Regions from separate parts of the Homo sapiens genome. Here region 2 is linked to region 1. The links are chromatin loops, found by intact Hi-C in ENCODE. Cell type or tissue: endothelial cell of umbilical vein. All regions are shown on one strand.

What was found. Hi-C counts contacts between places; a loop is a spot of excess contacts. Peaks named below come from ENCODE experiments on the same cell type or tissue, not always from the same donor. Only the 100,000 strongest peaks of a DNase experiment are listed, where the experiment ranks them.
Region 2: a loop joins it to region 1, with 2.7 times the contacts of the local background. A loop is called at or near these places in 6 of 110 quality-filtered maps.

Annotation. Positions count from the first base shown.
Region 1 is chr11:12,409,226-12,417,225 of GRCh38, forward strand. All of the region lies in intron 1 of PARVA (parvin alpha), which reads left to right. Among named protein-coding and RNA genes, the nearest start is that of PARVA, 36 kb to the left of the region's middle. In endothelial cell of umbilical vein, a CTCF peak has its summit at 3,231 (motif pointing right); DNase peaks (open chromatin) are centred at 2,846, 2,986 and 3,216; H3K27ac peaks cover 1,486 bases.
Region 2 is chr11:12,821,526-12,829,525 of GRCh38, forward strand. All of the region lies in intron 3 of TEAD1 (TEA domain transcription factor 1), which reads left to right. It overlaps LOC107984313 (a long non-coding RNA gene), which reads right to left. Exons shown (of 2, transcript XR_001748136.3): 1 at 6,282-8,000; 2 at 3,739-5,138. Among named protein-coding and RNA genes, the nearest start is that of TEAD1-AS1, 97 kb to the right of the region's middle. RefSeq lists an enhancer at 6,796-7,434. In endothelial cell of umbilical vein, no CTCF peak of the experiment used is centred here; DNase peaks (open chromatin) are centred at 2,106, 3,026 and 6,856; H3K4me3 peaks cover 701 bases; H3K27ac peaks cover 2,431 bases.

The sequences.
Region 1 (8,000 bases):
GTGGTGTGCCTGGTACACAGAGATGCTTCAGAAGAGGTAATTATTGTTTTCACATTTTGGAGACAGAATGGTTATCTCCTACAGTTTGACCTTAAAATCTGGGGTTGTGGTAGGCTGAATAGTGGCAGCCCGAAAGTGTCTATGTCCTAATCCCTGGAATTGTAGGTATGTTATCTTCTATGGTAAAGGAGAATTAAAGTTGCAGATGGAGTTAAGGTTGCTAATCAGCTGGCCTTAACATAGGGAGAGTTTCCTGAGTTATCCAGGTGCACCGAATGTGATCACAAGTGTCCTTAAAAGTGGAAGAGAGGACAGAAGAAAGAGTCAGAAGGAAGTGTGACTATGGAAGAATGGCCATGAAGATGTGACATCACTGGCTTTTAAGATGGAGTAAGGGGCCACAAACCAAAAAATAGGGGTGGCTGCTAGAAGATGGGAAAGGCAAGGAAATGGATTCTCCCCTAGAGCCCTCAGAACGGAATGCAGCCCTGCCAGCATGTTGATTTTAGCTCGACTTCTAACCTCCAGAATTGTGAAATAATAAATTAGTGTTGTAAGCCACTAAGCATTTACTAATTTGTTAGAGCCACAGTTGGAAGCAAGTACGAAGTTTTTGCACCAAACATTGTCAACTGCAGTTTAGTACATTCCAGTATTACCCTTGACCCATGCAATTTTAATTCTTTCTTGAGTTCACTGCCTATTAATTGGTACCTGCTACATGCCAGGCTGTCTGAGACAGCATCTTTGCTTTTGCAGAGTTGACTATCTAGGGGACTTGCTATTGTTTTCTGTAAACTCTAGGAGTACCAAATTCCAAATGTGCCTCTAGGTGGCACATAGTAGCCTCTCAAGTACACTGGTGAAGTGACTCCCACTTTTAATTGATCCAGGAGGGCAGGAGAGACTACAGAGCTCATGGTAAGGGATTAGGCTCTCAGCCCTAGGCATCTCCGGGCTGGGCCACCCAGGCCCCCGGGACTGCAGGGCAGGGATCAGGTTTGCCTTGTGCTGGCCTGGGCTCTGCTTGAAGTCCTATCTGCCCTTTCCTCATCTTCAGGGCTCAGCCCACAGGCCTCCTCCAGGAACACCCCTGCCTACCCCAGGCCACAGGAAGCATTCCCTCCAAGGTCTGCCTTTCCCCCCGGCAGGGACTCCGGGCCAGCTGCTCCATCTCTTGGGCTGCGGTTATTTTCTCTTTACTGTCGGCTCCTGTCTGTGGAGACAGGCCTGTGCCAGGCATACATTCAGGGGCTCAGCAATGCCTGTGGTTTGATTGGTTGGGTCTAGATCCGAAGGATTGCTATACGAGGGCTTTTGCTTTATCCTTTTAGGGAAGTTCATTCTCTCTCGTTGCTTCTCCTCCTCCTTTTGGAGACATCACTAGAAAATCTCAGCAGCAGGAGCCCAGTGCCTACGCCAGCCCATCTTTCACACTGTAGCTGCCAGAATGTTCATTCCCAAACCAAACTCTGACCTAGTTCCTCCTCCAGTGGAAAACTACTGAGGATCCCTTCTTCTCCCCACCCCATCTATAGCTATGGCTTTCAGTGTTAAAAAGAAAGAAATAAATGAAAGTTATGTGGACCCTTCTTTTTCAATAAAGTATCGCATGGAATGTTCATCATTAAGCATCTGGACTCTGGCATCAGACAGACCTGGGTCCAAATGCAGGCTCTGCCACTTACCTGTATAACCTCAGGCAAGCTGTCTAACCTCGCCGTACCTCACTTTTCTCAGCTGTAAAATGGGGGTGTGATACTGACGATCCCTAGTTCATGAGGCTGTTGTGGAGATCAAGTATGGTACTTAGCAGAGTACCTGGCCTGGTATAGCTACCAAATAAATGTTAGCTAATGTTACTAGAGCACAAGTTAATTTTCTAAGTTCTAACTTATAACAGTTATAAAGCTTATCAGTGACAATAATTTGGCTGTTTGGATGAACAAAGGATTTTTAAAAACAGATTTCACTTTTTATTAGGTTGCTGCAAAGGTAATTGCGATCTTTGCCATCTTAATGGTAAAAACCACAATTACCTTTGCACCAACCTAATAGAACAGTTTTAGATTTACAAGAAATTGTGGGATAGTGCAGAGAGTTCCCATAGGCCCTGTACCCAGTTCCCCTATTGCCAACATTGTACATTGGTATGGTACATTTATTATAATTAATGAACCAATGTTAATACATAATCATCAACTAAAGTTCATACTTTATTCAAAACTCCTTAGTTTTTCCCTAATAGATTTCTTTTTCTGTTCCAGGGTTCCACCAGGGAAGGTACCATAGTACATTAGGTTGTCACGCCTCCCTAGGTTCCTCTTGGCTATAATAGCTTTTTTACTTTCCTTGTTTTTGATGGCCTCGGCACTTTTTAGGAGTACTGGTCAGGTGTTTTGTAGGATGCCCCTCTACTAGAATTTATCTGATATTCTTCTCATGGTTAGACGGAATTGAACACAGAAATGTAAAGTTAGCAGATTATGGATGACCACTCCAGTTTTCCCTTGGTCTCAGCATCCATGAAATTAGAATCAGATGTTTATGGGGAGTCTAAAAACATGGTTTGAAAAATCACTGGAGAAGATCAAGTCTACACTCCCTGGTGTGACCTACGAGGTCTTCTCACTCCAAGCCCTGCCCACATCACCAGCCTGCTTTATCACTCCTTCCTGCTGCAGGCACCCCCAGCTTCTCAGCATTCCCCTAATAGGTCCGGGCATTGAGGCATATCGACTCATCCCCCAGGAATGCCTTCCCTCCTTTCTCTGCCTGCCTAGTTTCTTTCTAATCTCTATGCAAAGACTCTAAGATCCAGTTTAACTTATCCTTCCTCCCTGATGCAATTCCCACTTTCCTTACAGAGACTGACACTGTCCCTAGGGTTCCCTGGGCACATCTCTCTATTGTCTTTCTCAGCTCTCATGTCTGCCTCTTCCTGTACACTGGAAGCTTCTTAAGAGCAGGAGCTGAGTCATAATCCTCTATTCCTCATGTCCAGCGTGAGCCTGGCACACAGTAGGTGCTTAAGAGATGCTTAATGAATGACTCTTGATGTTAGAGAAAGGTGCCATTTCTATACCATCTTTAACACAGAGCATGTTGCCTTCATCCTAAGAAAATGGGGTGCCCCAGTGGATGATGGATACCAGAGATTAACCCTTGGGTGGGTCTTTTAAGGCCGTTTTCTCCCTGCCCCAGAGGGTGTGGGAATGAGGTGTGAGTATGGAAAGGACCACCAGGGGGCTCCGGGATGCAGTTCACCAGCCCAGGCCGAGAGGAAGGCTCAGTGGTGGCTTCAGCAGCAAGCCTGGGTCTGGCAGAATCCTCAAAGAAAGTGTGTCAAAAGAGAGGTCTGTTTTGCTACTGATGTGCCAGGCTCTGTAGCAAGGACAGGATGTACCAGCCTGTTCTTTAAACATGTGTGGGCCCCTCACTGTCCTTTGCCCCAGAGGTCCCAGCCTACAGAGAAAGGGACAAAAGATCCTGAGAGCCAAGAAAATAATATTTGCAGGAAAAATGGTCTTGTTATATGCGCAAGCAGACCTTTACTTCATTCAGACTTCCTAATTTCCCTTTCCACGCCAGTGTTAATAGTTCTCCTTGGATCGCAAACTCTTAATAGATATTCCTAAGGCCAAAAGTATCACTGAGAAGTTGGAGCCAAAATCTCAGGGCTTTTCTTTTGAATTCTATAAGAAGAGGGGAAAACAGCTGAGTTAATCTGAAATAATGAAGCTGGAATTAGAAATTGCTCTGGTCAGTAACATCCACTGTTTTGTTTTTTTGTTGTGTTATTAAGAGTAATAATAACAATAGCTCTTGTGCATTGGGTGCCAACTCTGTGCCAGGCATTGGGATGCAGGCGTCTGCCTGTGCCAGGCATTTGTCTTTGGGCATACAAGGGGAATTAGGCCAGGATAATCTCTGCCCATTCTGCCACAAAGATATTATCTCCATTTCATAGATGAGGAAATTGAGGCCCGGGAACATTGCATGATTTGTTAAGGCTAGAAATCAGATTCTGTCCAGCTTCAAGATCTGAACCCTTTCCAATCACCCAAACATGCCTCAAAAGGATATAAAATAGTTGCCAATCTTAAAACATGACTGTGCTCCAGGGGAAGGGAAGGGATTATCACACGAGGCAGAAATGTATAGGCATTACAAGTACATCCATCATTAATAATAATGACAAAAGGATGAGAATATCTTACTGTTTTGGGCCATGGGCTTCCTAGCATTCATGTAGGCAAATGAAAATACAGAGGGATGTCTGCTAGAATGCGATATGGTTTGTATTCAAAAGATTCTTGTAGTTTACTTTAAAAGCAGTGTTATGATGGAACCTGTACACTCACACATTTTTAAGAAGCAGACTCCTCCTTCCAAGGGTTTTGACCCAGCTGCACATGATCTTACGTGCACCTCTCCTCTGCTTTAACCTCAGTAGTCAGGTGAGGTGCCCCGTAGGCTCCAGGGAGCTGGCACAGGCGGCTCCTTGTCCTGAAGGCTCTCTTGCCTCTATTTCCCAAGGTGGGGATTCTAAACAGCAGAGCCCAGAACCAAACTTGGAGAACACTCGAGCCCCCAGCTGAAAGACATTAATCACCCATGGACAGGTTTCTTGAACAGGAGAAAGTTTGTAACCAGAGAACAAAGCAGTTTCTGCACAAAACAGTAACTTAAGGAGGATATTCAAAAACCTCTTGGACTTTTGTCTCATGCCATAGCCTAAGTCCCTCTCAAAGCTGCCCACATTCTCAGGACCAGACGTGTACCCTGCCTTTGGCTGGGCCCCTGGGATTCCAGGGCCACACGGCAGCCGTGCGTGGCACATCTTCAAGTTCACTTCTCCAAGCTCTGGGACTCTCCCCGTGCCAGCACAGAACTATTAATTATTTTTCTCTGTCAAACCTTTGTCAGCAACTTCATCCCAAAAGAGGAGGTTTATTTTCCCTTCGGCAGTGTTTGTGACTCTTGTAAATAAGAGATAATTACACTCCAGTTTTTAAATTAAAACAAAAAGAGCTAGAGATGCCCGTTAGGAGTTTACATTTTACAACAGCCCACTTCCTTAGTCAAAGATCCAACAGACTTAGTTTGCTGAGTTTTATGCAGATTCTGAGAAGTTTGAGTGGTTTAAATGCGAAACTTTTGTGTTAGCCGCCTGAAATGCCTTCGCTTTTGCTTCGAGTTAGTATTAAATAATTTTTAAATTCTTTCATCTTTCAGCGCTGCTGGAGGATCTTAACGCTCTAAAACTGCAATTAAAATGTGAACATTAAGGAGTTATAAGGTTAAATGAGAGAATGTATCAGAAAGCGTTTGGAGATGTTTTTATTGCACCATGATCTGACTTGGTAGCCGGAGAAATGCATTCTTGTCTTATGGCTGCTGAAAATTTCATTTTTTTTTTTTTGTCTCTAAGTTTGTGCTTGGAAAGTGAAAATATATTCAAACGAGTCCTTATAAACATTTGATCTTGTTTTCATATGAAGTGAAAAGAATTGTGAAAAGTAATTCAAAACATGGAATTAGATTCTTACAGCGTTAGTTGCGTGGAGCCATCTGCAGGGCTAGGCCAGGAGTTCTGTGGGTTATGGCCAGCCCTGGATCGATGTGAACTAACATCTAATTAGTGGGCCTGGTGGAAGTTGGCAAGCCTTTGGACAAGAAGGCTTTGGGGAGGTGAAGACATCTTTCCTCCCTAAGGAGGAATCATCCCACAGTCTCAAGGGCAGTGTTCTTCACAGAATGTAAGGGTGGACCTAGCGTCGGCTGTCAGGAACCAGCCTGGGCACTGGTGGGCTGGCTTAACCCCTTGTTTTCCATCCCATCCCAACACCTTGATGAAGTGATGTGTTAACAACAGGAAAGGCAATATTGAGAATGTCATGACTTAGGGAGAGAGTTTATTTGACATGTCAGCTGCAGGCTGTGCTTACACAGATGGGCGTTTTGGGACTGGAAATCTGTGAATACCCCCAAAAGACATTATGAGGCTCATGGGAGCAAAGATGGCATGAGAAACTTGAAACTAGGATTCCAGCATGGCAGAATAAGAGTACACAAAGTTTCGTGTGTCATATGCTAAGCTTTCTCCTAGGCCTTTCATTTTTGTAAATCAGAGGAGAAAGCCGTATGTTGACAACCCTGCATTTAAGACATACCAACCACTTTGACAATGAAGTGGTGTGGCCTTGCCCTCCCCATCCCCTCCCCCACCCCAACATGTGCTTCAATAACCAGGCAGCACTCCCTGATGTCATCAATACTTAGATTTATTGGGAGGGACCAGGAGAGCTTTAGTCTATGAGAAACAATGGCCAGACTTTACTCTCAAGGGGAATCAGCCTTTACATCATCTGAGCCTAAGATGTTTTCTGGACTACAATATATATTATCACAGATCTTAATTTGAGACATACATGTTAGAATAATTTCATTTTGAAATATGGTGGTAGTAAAATTCAGCATTAACATGAGCAGTCAGTAATTCAAATTTTATTTGCTCTGATATCAAAGGGATATCTTTCTGCTCCCACCAGCCAGGAAAAAGAGAGAGAGAGAGATTAGGCATTTTGCTGAGTACTTTTTCAGCCCAATTTTATTTAAAGATGAAGCCTTGTAATTGATTTGTTTGGTCTCTGAAACCCACAAGAGTCCCGCATAGCCCCCTGGATCTTGGTGAAAAGGCGTAGCGCCTTCTCTACTTAGCTGTTGGCACTAATCTATGCTTGCCTTATTGGGGGCAGAAAGTTTGAAAACTTAGAACTGTTTATAACCTCCATTTGTTTTCCCTTTCAACATCATAATGCTGTGGTGAACTGGCTGTTTTGGGAAAGAGGTTGAAAGTGGAATGATTGAGGGGGAATTTTCCCCCTTGGTGAAACTGATGGACTAGCACAGTTTTAGAAAAATTTTCATCCGTAGAATAATTTTGGCCATTATGAACATAAATGGCTTTGTCACCCGTTAGCAGGCAGATAGAGCATGTGTTTCACATTATTAATTCGAGGCAACGTTAGGGCTGGTTGAGGCAGCTTTTAAGAAAGCAGAGTCTACACATCCCCATCTTTCATCCAGTTCCACCTCAAGAGACAGCATTCAAACTGTCCCTAGCGGTAGAACAGCCCCTCTGGTGGAAATGCTGTGTGACATGAATCTTGCCAAAAACTAATGGATCATTTACAGGAAATAAGAAGTTGAAGAGAAGGATGAGTTAGTAGACTTCAAAGCAAACTCATTTCCACAGAACCTAAATAATGAATACCAAAACCTGAAGATTTCACAGACAGCTTATATGGCTCTCTGTACAGCTGGAACCTTCGCCGACTCCAGCGCCATCTGCCCTGATGAAGGGTCCCTGCTGCTTCAGGAAGGAAGGAAGAAAAGGAAAGAAGGAAGGAAATCAGGGGAGAAAGAGAAAGAAGCGAGTGGAGAGAAAGAAGGAGAACAATTTTACAAAGAAAGGGAGAGGAGGAGAGAGGAAAGATAGGGAGGAGGCAGAGAAGGAAGGAAGAAAGCAATGGAGGGAGAAAGAAGGGAAGAGGAGGGAGGGAGGGAGAAAGGAGGGGAGGGCACGAGGGCAGAGAGATGGAAGGTGAGAGCATGAGGGCTGATCACAAGGTGGGTCGTTAAGTCTAATTTTGCACAAATGGGTTTTGTATGGCCAGTATCTTGGGACATCTGTCTTGTGGGTCTCTAGTAATCTTTAGATTACTAAAGTCAAAATAAAATTGTGTATCTTTTAAATGCCCCTGAGTCACTTTGTTGGAACTACTTATAATGGAGAACTGTGTTTGAGAAGGCCAAGGGCTGGTTCAGACTATAAGCACAATTCCAAGGTCTGTCACTATAAGGAAACTTGTATATCAGTGAAATCGACTGATTAGGGAGATTTATGCATATTACAAAAACATTTTGATCCAGCAATTCCACCTTTAGGAATTTATTCTTAATAAATAGTTGGACGAGGTTGTAAATCCTGTGTA
Region 2 (8,000 bases), 410 kb after region 1:
CTATTAAATGGGAGTACAAATGATACCTTCATTGGGGGTTCCCTGAGCATGCAGTCGGAAACTATGACCTCTTCTGGAGGACCATGACTTTTATTTTTTGACTCTATAGTGTAGGAACATCTTAATTAAAGATTATGGAAAAAAATGAAAAATGGGTTTATAAAAAAATGCCCAGATCCAATTTCATGTATTTGTAAACTATTGATCAACAACCTGTGTGGAACCTATGGCCGGATATGAATTATCCAGTATTAGCATTGATATGAATGCTTTTATCAATAGAGCATTGATAAGGCATTTCATGGAACACACATGTCAGCTCGTTCTCTCACTTTACCTACCTCCTCCGCTGTCTGCCTCCCCTCTGCCTTAGATCTTCTCCCTCCCCTTTTCTCTTTCCTCTTTTCCTATACTCTCTCTCCTTTTTCTCTTTTCCTTTTTTTTTTTTTTTTTTTTGAGACAGAGTCTCTCTCTGTCACCCAGGCTGGAGTGCAGTGGCGCGATCTCCGCTCACTGCAAGCTCCGCCTCCCAGGTTCACACCATTCTCCTGCCTCAGCCTCCTGAGTAGCTGGGACTACAGGCACCCACCACCATGCCCGGCTAATTTTTTGTATTTTTAGTAGAGACAGGGTTTCACCATGTTGGCCAGGATGGTCTCGATCTCCTGACCCATTATCCGCCCGCCTCGGCCTCCCGAAGTGTTGGGATTACAGGCGTGAGCCACCGGCAGTTGTGCTGCAACTGTAGAGAAACTAGAGGTCTAATTTCTCAAATACTGGTCCTCTGTGAATTGAAATATAGATCCTCCCTCACAGATATAGATTCGGTGACTGAAATAATTATTTTGAAGGAACCATTGCATACGTGACATACTTACTGTCAGATAAAGTCTTTGGAGGGAGATGGGATAGTGTGTGGTGTCCACCCTGTCACTTCTGCCAGGGCGAGGGCTCACATAATTTATTCTAAGCTTCCCATCCTCAGCTTCTGCGCAGGAGTACAATGGAAGATGGGGGGTGGAGGCCTTGCCTGTGGAGCCTTGACTGGGAGAAGGACAAAGAAGGCATGTAGCTGGAGAGGTCCAGTGCTTTTTCCAGGGCTGGAGGCTGGGAGGTGTCCTCATGCACTCCTATAAGCTAAGCAGAAGCCAGAGAGCTTTCCCTAGTCATGCAGCTCACAGGATAGTGTGCAGTAGAGCTCTGCTAAAGGACCTTCAGTTTTAAGAGCGCCTTCACTCCGTAGTATCACAGATAAAATTAGCATCCATATTAGTAAGCCCAACCCAGAGAACCATGCAATTATCTCATGATTTTATTTAATGACTGTGCTCTTTTCACAGCTTATCAGGGTAATCTTTGGAGCATGTCCTGATTACATGTTGTACAGACCATAAAATAAGTGAACTTAAAAAGCAATTCAAAGCTAGCTCTAATTTAATTTATAATTTTTACATCTCAAGACAACATTTTTAGTAGATAATTGTCCAGTATTTGGTTTTGTTTTTTTGTTTTTTACATATGTCAATTTTTACTTGTCTTGCAGTTTCCATTCCCCCAGCACATCTCATCTTTGCTCATAGCAGCGAAGAAGAGAGAGCATCTGTCCTGGTTCTCCTTCACCTTGCTAATCAGGCTATCCCCCTCAGCTCTTCAGGGAATGTATAATGACAAATTAGACCTTGTAGGACTTGTGCATGGAGCTTCAGGGTCTTTTCTAAATGGCAAACCAAAGTGGCCAACACTTGCTAGCTGTGTGATCTTGAGTAAGTTACTTGACTTCTGAGCTCTGATTTCTTGCCTTTAAAATGTTCCCACTTCATAGGTAGTGGTTGATTCACAAGGTTGCCATGAATCAACAACGTACCTCAGTGAGGTACCTACCTGTGAGAAGTGCCTAGTCCCTGAAGGCGTTTGGAAGTCATTTCCCAGGGCAGGTCAGATACTGAGGCTTCCCAGGCTGCTGTACAGGTGGGCATGCTGGGGACCTTCTCAGACACCCTGGCCTCTTTTTCTTTCCATCTGGCACAAGAGATGCTTTTTCTAGTTGGGACATGCAGGAGGAAAGAGAGAGCAGGTGCTTCCTTGATGTGAATAATTTATTTTTCCTTCAGATCATTCTGATAATGCACCAACCTTTGGATGGGAAAAGGTGCAAAGCTGGGATATGCACTAGTGTTACATCACTGGAGTTATGTTGGGGATATGTCCAGTGTCAGATTTTTTTGTCCAAAATCCCATTAGCAGAGGAAAGGAAGAAGATACATTTCCTTGGCAACTATTATGTCCCAGGCACAGAGATTACAGAGGCAGGAGTGACAGTTGTTGAGGGATACAGTGGGTATGAGAGGGAGGGATGTAAACTGAAGAGTTCCCATCATAAAATGTGGTAGAATGTTCACAAAGGCTCACCTACCCTACCCCAGGGAGACATTTATTCTAATTTTGGGGGAGACTAAGTGATTGGGGCTATTCACTTCTCCGAGACACCAGAAAATGAGAACGTCTGTAAAATTAAGAATATGAACTCTAGTTCTGTCTGCATTTCCAACTTCTTCATTGTTTCCTTTCTCACAAGATTTTAAATCCCTTGAGGAAGTCATTTTTCAAACAGTATTTTCTGTGAAATCCCCAATTGTAATGTCTACTTTATTTACTCCTCCACTCATCCTTCCTTATCAGGTTTATTGCATAGTATAATGGAATATATGAAATTAAAAATAACTACACTGGACACTGGGCTCTGCATACAGTAAATATTCAGCCGTTGTCTGCAGACTTGCCTAAGTGTGTACGCAGTAGTTATTCTAGGCAGGTGCTGTGCTCCAGGCTGGAAGTTGTGTATAGGATAGAGAGAGAGGGTGCCTCAGAGCTGGCAGTTTCCTCCAGCAGTCAAATTCTGAACACCCAGCTATGCCTCTTGCTGGGGAATCTAAACTTTCACCTTTCAGAGAAAACAAGGTCTTTGGAACCAGTGTGTTCTTTCAAACAATGTTGGATACTGCCCGATTGTTTCCATCCGGGAACCAAGTTTTCAAAAAGAAGTCCGGCTGCTTTGTTAAGATAAGAGACTGTTGTGTGAAAATTGCTGAGTGAGAGCTCCCACTGGAGGCTCCTTGTCTTCCAGGCCATTACCAGTTTACTCCTAGCTGGGTGATGGGGGTGAGGGTTGGGGCCAGATTGCTAGAGCCCCATTCCTGCCAGTTCCTCCCAGTCCTGAACTCTGGGGTGAGTAGAAGGTAGAGAGGGTTGATGGGGCCGGGCTCCTGGCCTGGCAGAACCGTGCTGACCTGGAGCCTGTTCGGAAGCTGGCAGTGATTGCAGTCTCTCCCGGACTGTTGCTGCCCTTGTTTGCCCTCCCTTCTGTTTCCTTCTCTCTACTTCGAGCATTCATTACATGAGATGGTGCTGTTTTTTCATATATTTGTTATGAGTAATTTTATCTTTCATCTATTAGATGACATTTTTGATTCTGTTCTTAATTTAAAACACACACTCATTTTTTAAAGTTTCTAAGTACGTTTTTTATTTGTATGTGATCATGGTTCATCAGTATAAGAAAATATTTAGCCAGTTCTGTTTCGTAAAGTCTTCAAGAAAGATAATAGCTTGGGTGGACTGCTTCTTCATGCACTTTATTAATGTGGCTTCCTGTTAAGATCTGAAGCCAGGCAGAGATGTCCACTTTTGCTACTTATATTTAAAATTGTACTGCAGGTTCAGAAATCAAAGGCATCCGGATTGGGAAGAAAGAAAGAAAACTCTCTTTATTTTCAGATGAATTGAGCCTGTACTAGAAAACCTAAAGGAACACATGCCCAATCCCGATTCCCCCAAAGTACGAACCGACTAATGAGTTCAGCAACCTTACAGGATAAAAGATTAGTATACAAAAATCAATTGTATTTTTACATACTAGCACCAAGCAATCTGAAACCCACATTATGAACACAATTCTGAGGAATAAATTTAATAAAATCAGTGCAAGACTAGTTTATTGCTAAATGAGAGTTATCCCATGTTCATGGATTGGAAGACTCAATATTGTTAAATCTTCCTAAAATGATTTGTAGATTCAGTGCAATCCTTATACAATTTTAGTATGCATCTTTTTAAAAAAAATTGTCAAGCTGTTTCTAACAGTATAGAAATGTAGATGACCTAGAATAAACAAAACAATTCGGAAAGGGAAGAAAAAAAGATTAGGGGTCTTATATTTCTTAGTTTCAAAACTTACTACAAAGCTATACTATTCAAATCAGTGTGTTACTGGTGTAAGGATAGACAGTGGTGTAAGCATAGATAATGGTACAGAATTGAGAGTCTAGAAATAAACCATTACATTATTGTCAATTGATTTCTCTACAGAGGTACCAAAGCAATTCAAAAGCAATTCAATTCAATAGTCTTTTCAATGAATAGTGCTAGGACAATTGGATATCCACATGCAAAAAAGGTAAATTTAAATTCTTACCGCACACGGTACATAGAATTTAACTCAAAATGGATCCTAGGCTAAAGTGTAGAAGGTTAAGCTAAATCTTTTAGCACAACATAATAAAAAGTCTTCATGACCTTGAGTTAGGCAAAGAGTTCTTAGATATTAAACTGGAAGCACAGCATGTCAAATTACTTTTCGAGAAGGTTTGCTAGCTCATTCAGTGGGTGAAAATGGGTGAAAAGTGAGCACATTATTTAACTATATTCTCTTGTTCCTAGTTAGGTTGAACATATTTTTACTTACCACTCAAAAATATTACCACTTTCTGGGCTCTTGTAGGTCTCTGTCACATCTTCGAACTCACCAAACCTTTCAGGAGAAAATAGTTCCTTGGAGAAGTACATAAAGTTGTGGGACTTTGTACCTTGGATTACACTTTCCCTGTCAACTCTGGGTCCTCCATAGTGGGGAATCCATAGTGGTTTTTGTCCTGCAAATAAAACAGTGTGACTAAGTAATTTTCCAGAAATGAACAGCAGAGTGGGAAATAGACATAAGTGAGAGTAATATAACAATCACGGTGTGATAAATTAGCATGGGATTTGAAATCAACCTGTTTGGGTTCAAATCATGGTTCACCTCTTACCGGTTTTGCAAACCTTGGGTCAGTTACTTAACTCCATCAAATCCTTCACTTCATCTGCAAAATAGAGATAAGAAAATTCCTTTTCTCTTAGTGTTGCTTTGAGCATCAAATGAAAAAATGTGTGTAAATGTTTAGTGCTTTGTACCTAGCATATAGGAACCCATTATTAAGTAATATTACAGTTTGGATTTCAGACCTGTGAGCTTAGGGCTCAGACTCTAGAGGTTCCTGAACTAGGTTTTCCTAGGCATTGCATGTAGAGTCTTATCTTAAAAAAGTTTTAATTGAAAGATTGGCAGCAAATTCTTCTTGTCACTTCAGACATGATTTCCTTTGGGGCTCTTGTACTCCCATGGTTTGAATTCATAGAGTAACTCAAGGGCAATAGGGAATTCCTCTCAACTCTCTGTCTCCAAGAATACCTCTGGGTGCTGGAGAGATGCCACTTATCAATTCTGTTGTTATTGTTTTTAGGGCTGTAAGCCTTCTGGATAGAACTCAGTGGATTTTCCTGAGTAGTGAAGAATTAAGTGAGATGAGGGAAAAGCATTGAGAGTAATTATCAGCAGTGGACTATGCCTGAGTTTTTGTTAGCCCTGAACTTACATATCCTGACTTTACTAGTCCATGAGTTCTTCATAGTCAGGAACTGTACCTTTTAATTCTCTGCATCTCCTAGGGGCTTTCTCAGTGCTAAGCAAATAGTAAATATTCATGAGATACTGGGATTGTGCCCAGCATTTTCTGAGTTTTCAAATAGATGAAGTTATAGAATCATATTCATATCAAAGGAAGTTCCTGTGTATAATCTCATTTCATTCTGTCAACAACCCTAGGCTTGGGGTGGGTGTGTTGGTGTGGATGAGAACACTTAGTATCCCTATTTTACAAGTAGGAAAAGTAAGACCCAGATAAGTTAATGACTTGCTAAAAATGATACAGCTCTTGAGAGACAGCAGACATTTGAATCCCATCTACTGATTCTAGGTCCTATGGTCATTCCTTTGCTTTATGTTGCCTGTTTTGCAGACTGTCAAACGCATCAGACACTTCCAGTGGTTTTTCAGTGGGTTTTTGTCCTAGTGACAGTCCACACATCCTGCTCTCCTATTATCACATTTGCAGGAGGAAGTGAGACATCTTTTGACACTGGTGATATGGGAGAAGGAGAAAAATCCTAGAATCAAAGATACTTACTCCTTGCTTCCCTCTACTCATACTCTCTGGAAAGAAACGTTTAGGGACTTCTTGTGTTGTGCCTGTTGTGCCAGGACAGCTCAAATGGATGCTTTTGTCACAGCCCCTCCACCTTTAGCAGAAGTTGTTGTATTCCTAGCCAATGCAAAAATAAACAAGTGAGGGAAAATGACATTTCCTGGTAATGGAAAGTAGCAGTTGGTGAGACTTTAGACAAGAAGCGGGTGTTCCAGCCAATGAGCAGTGACCACAGTGGAGCTAGTTGTCGGTTTACTTGGCTGAAGAATATGTTTGCCTGCATCCTGATTGTCAATAAAGACGTTTAAAAACCCCAGCTTGACTCTGGCGGGCTGAGGGTGCTGCCGTGCCACTGCTGCAGGATGGAGCTCTCTTCCTGGTGGAGACTTGATTCACAAGGACGCTAATTATTCATTCTTCCTCCGTGCAGCCCGCTGAAACAATTGCTGTGCTTGTTCGGTGCACAGTGTGGCGTCGGACAGTCAGGCCTTTTTATGTAACTGATGGCGCTGTATGTTCATATTGTTCTTTATGTACTTATTTTATAGCTTATGCAGCAGACATTCGAGTCAATTAGCTTCTTGTCTTGCAAACTGGGCACTGCTGTTCTAGAACCAAGTTAGAAGGGTGTGTTGAGGGCGACCCGGGCAGACCTCTCTCCTTTCTTTTTGTGCTGTGTGGGTTGGTTTCAAGTTACAGCATTTTTATTGGCTCTTGTTTGCTGAACCTTGGTTTCAAAAGCTGATGTTTGAGTTGAATTTCTTAAAGATACAGCTTTTGTTTTCACAAAACTGAAGTCAGGCAATATGCATAGCCCTTGGGAGTGTGGGTTTTTTTTTTTTTTAACTGAGTGATTTTTTTTTTTTTTAAATGGTACCTATTAACCAAAAAATCTAAGCGAATGGTTTCCTAACTCACTTTTCCTTAACTGGCGTCAGCATGGAGTCCTTGTTTCTTATTGATTTGCATTTTTTTTTTTTTCTGTATAGCCTTACTCCTGACTCTTTTGTCCTGAATTTTTTTTTTTTTTACCCCGTATTTCTTGAAACCTGCCTGTTTTGGGGACAAGTTGGAGTTTAAATAAATTAGTTAAATTCTGTTGTGTATATTTCTGCAGATGATAATGTTTATGAAGCATAGATTCACTGTTTTGTGAGGATTTTTAAATATCGGAAAGAAAATTTCCTGCTTCCTCTTTCCATCTCCTTTTCTGTGGTTTTAGCCCCCTCGCCCTTAAGAGCCATCGGTTTGTTATTGCTGATTGAGGTAGTGGTGGTGGAAGCAGAGGCTCTGATCCAGAGAAACTCCCCAAGACGGAAGTGCAGCAGGCAGGATTTTTATCCAGCGGATTTTGACCCAGTAGACCCTAAAGAAGGTGCATGACAGAGACTCATATTTACCATACCATTGAATTCTCAGAGCTTTCCGTGGTGGCTGGCCCAAGGCAATTGTTCAAAACATACGTGAGAGAATGAATGAACAAATGACCTTGCCTACCAAACGTCTCCCTCCCTCTGTGTAAGCATCCCTTAAACTCTCCCAACCCAGGTGGCCTTGACATATCCCATGCTCACCCAGGACCCTGAAGTATGCCTCGGAGCAACTGGTTTCTCCTGACCAGTTAGTGTCAACTGAGACTAATGCAGAAAACATTGCTTACCCTAATGTTTGCCTTTAGAAGTAAAATCCAAACTGAAGGAA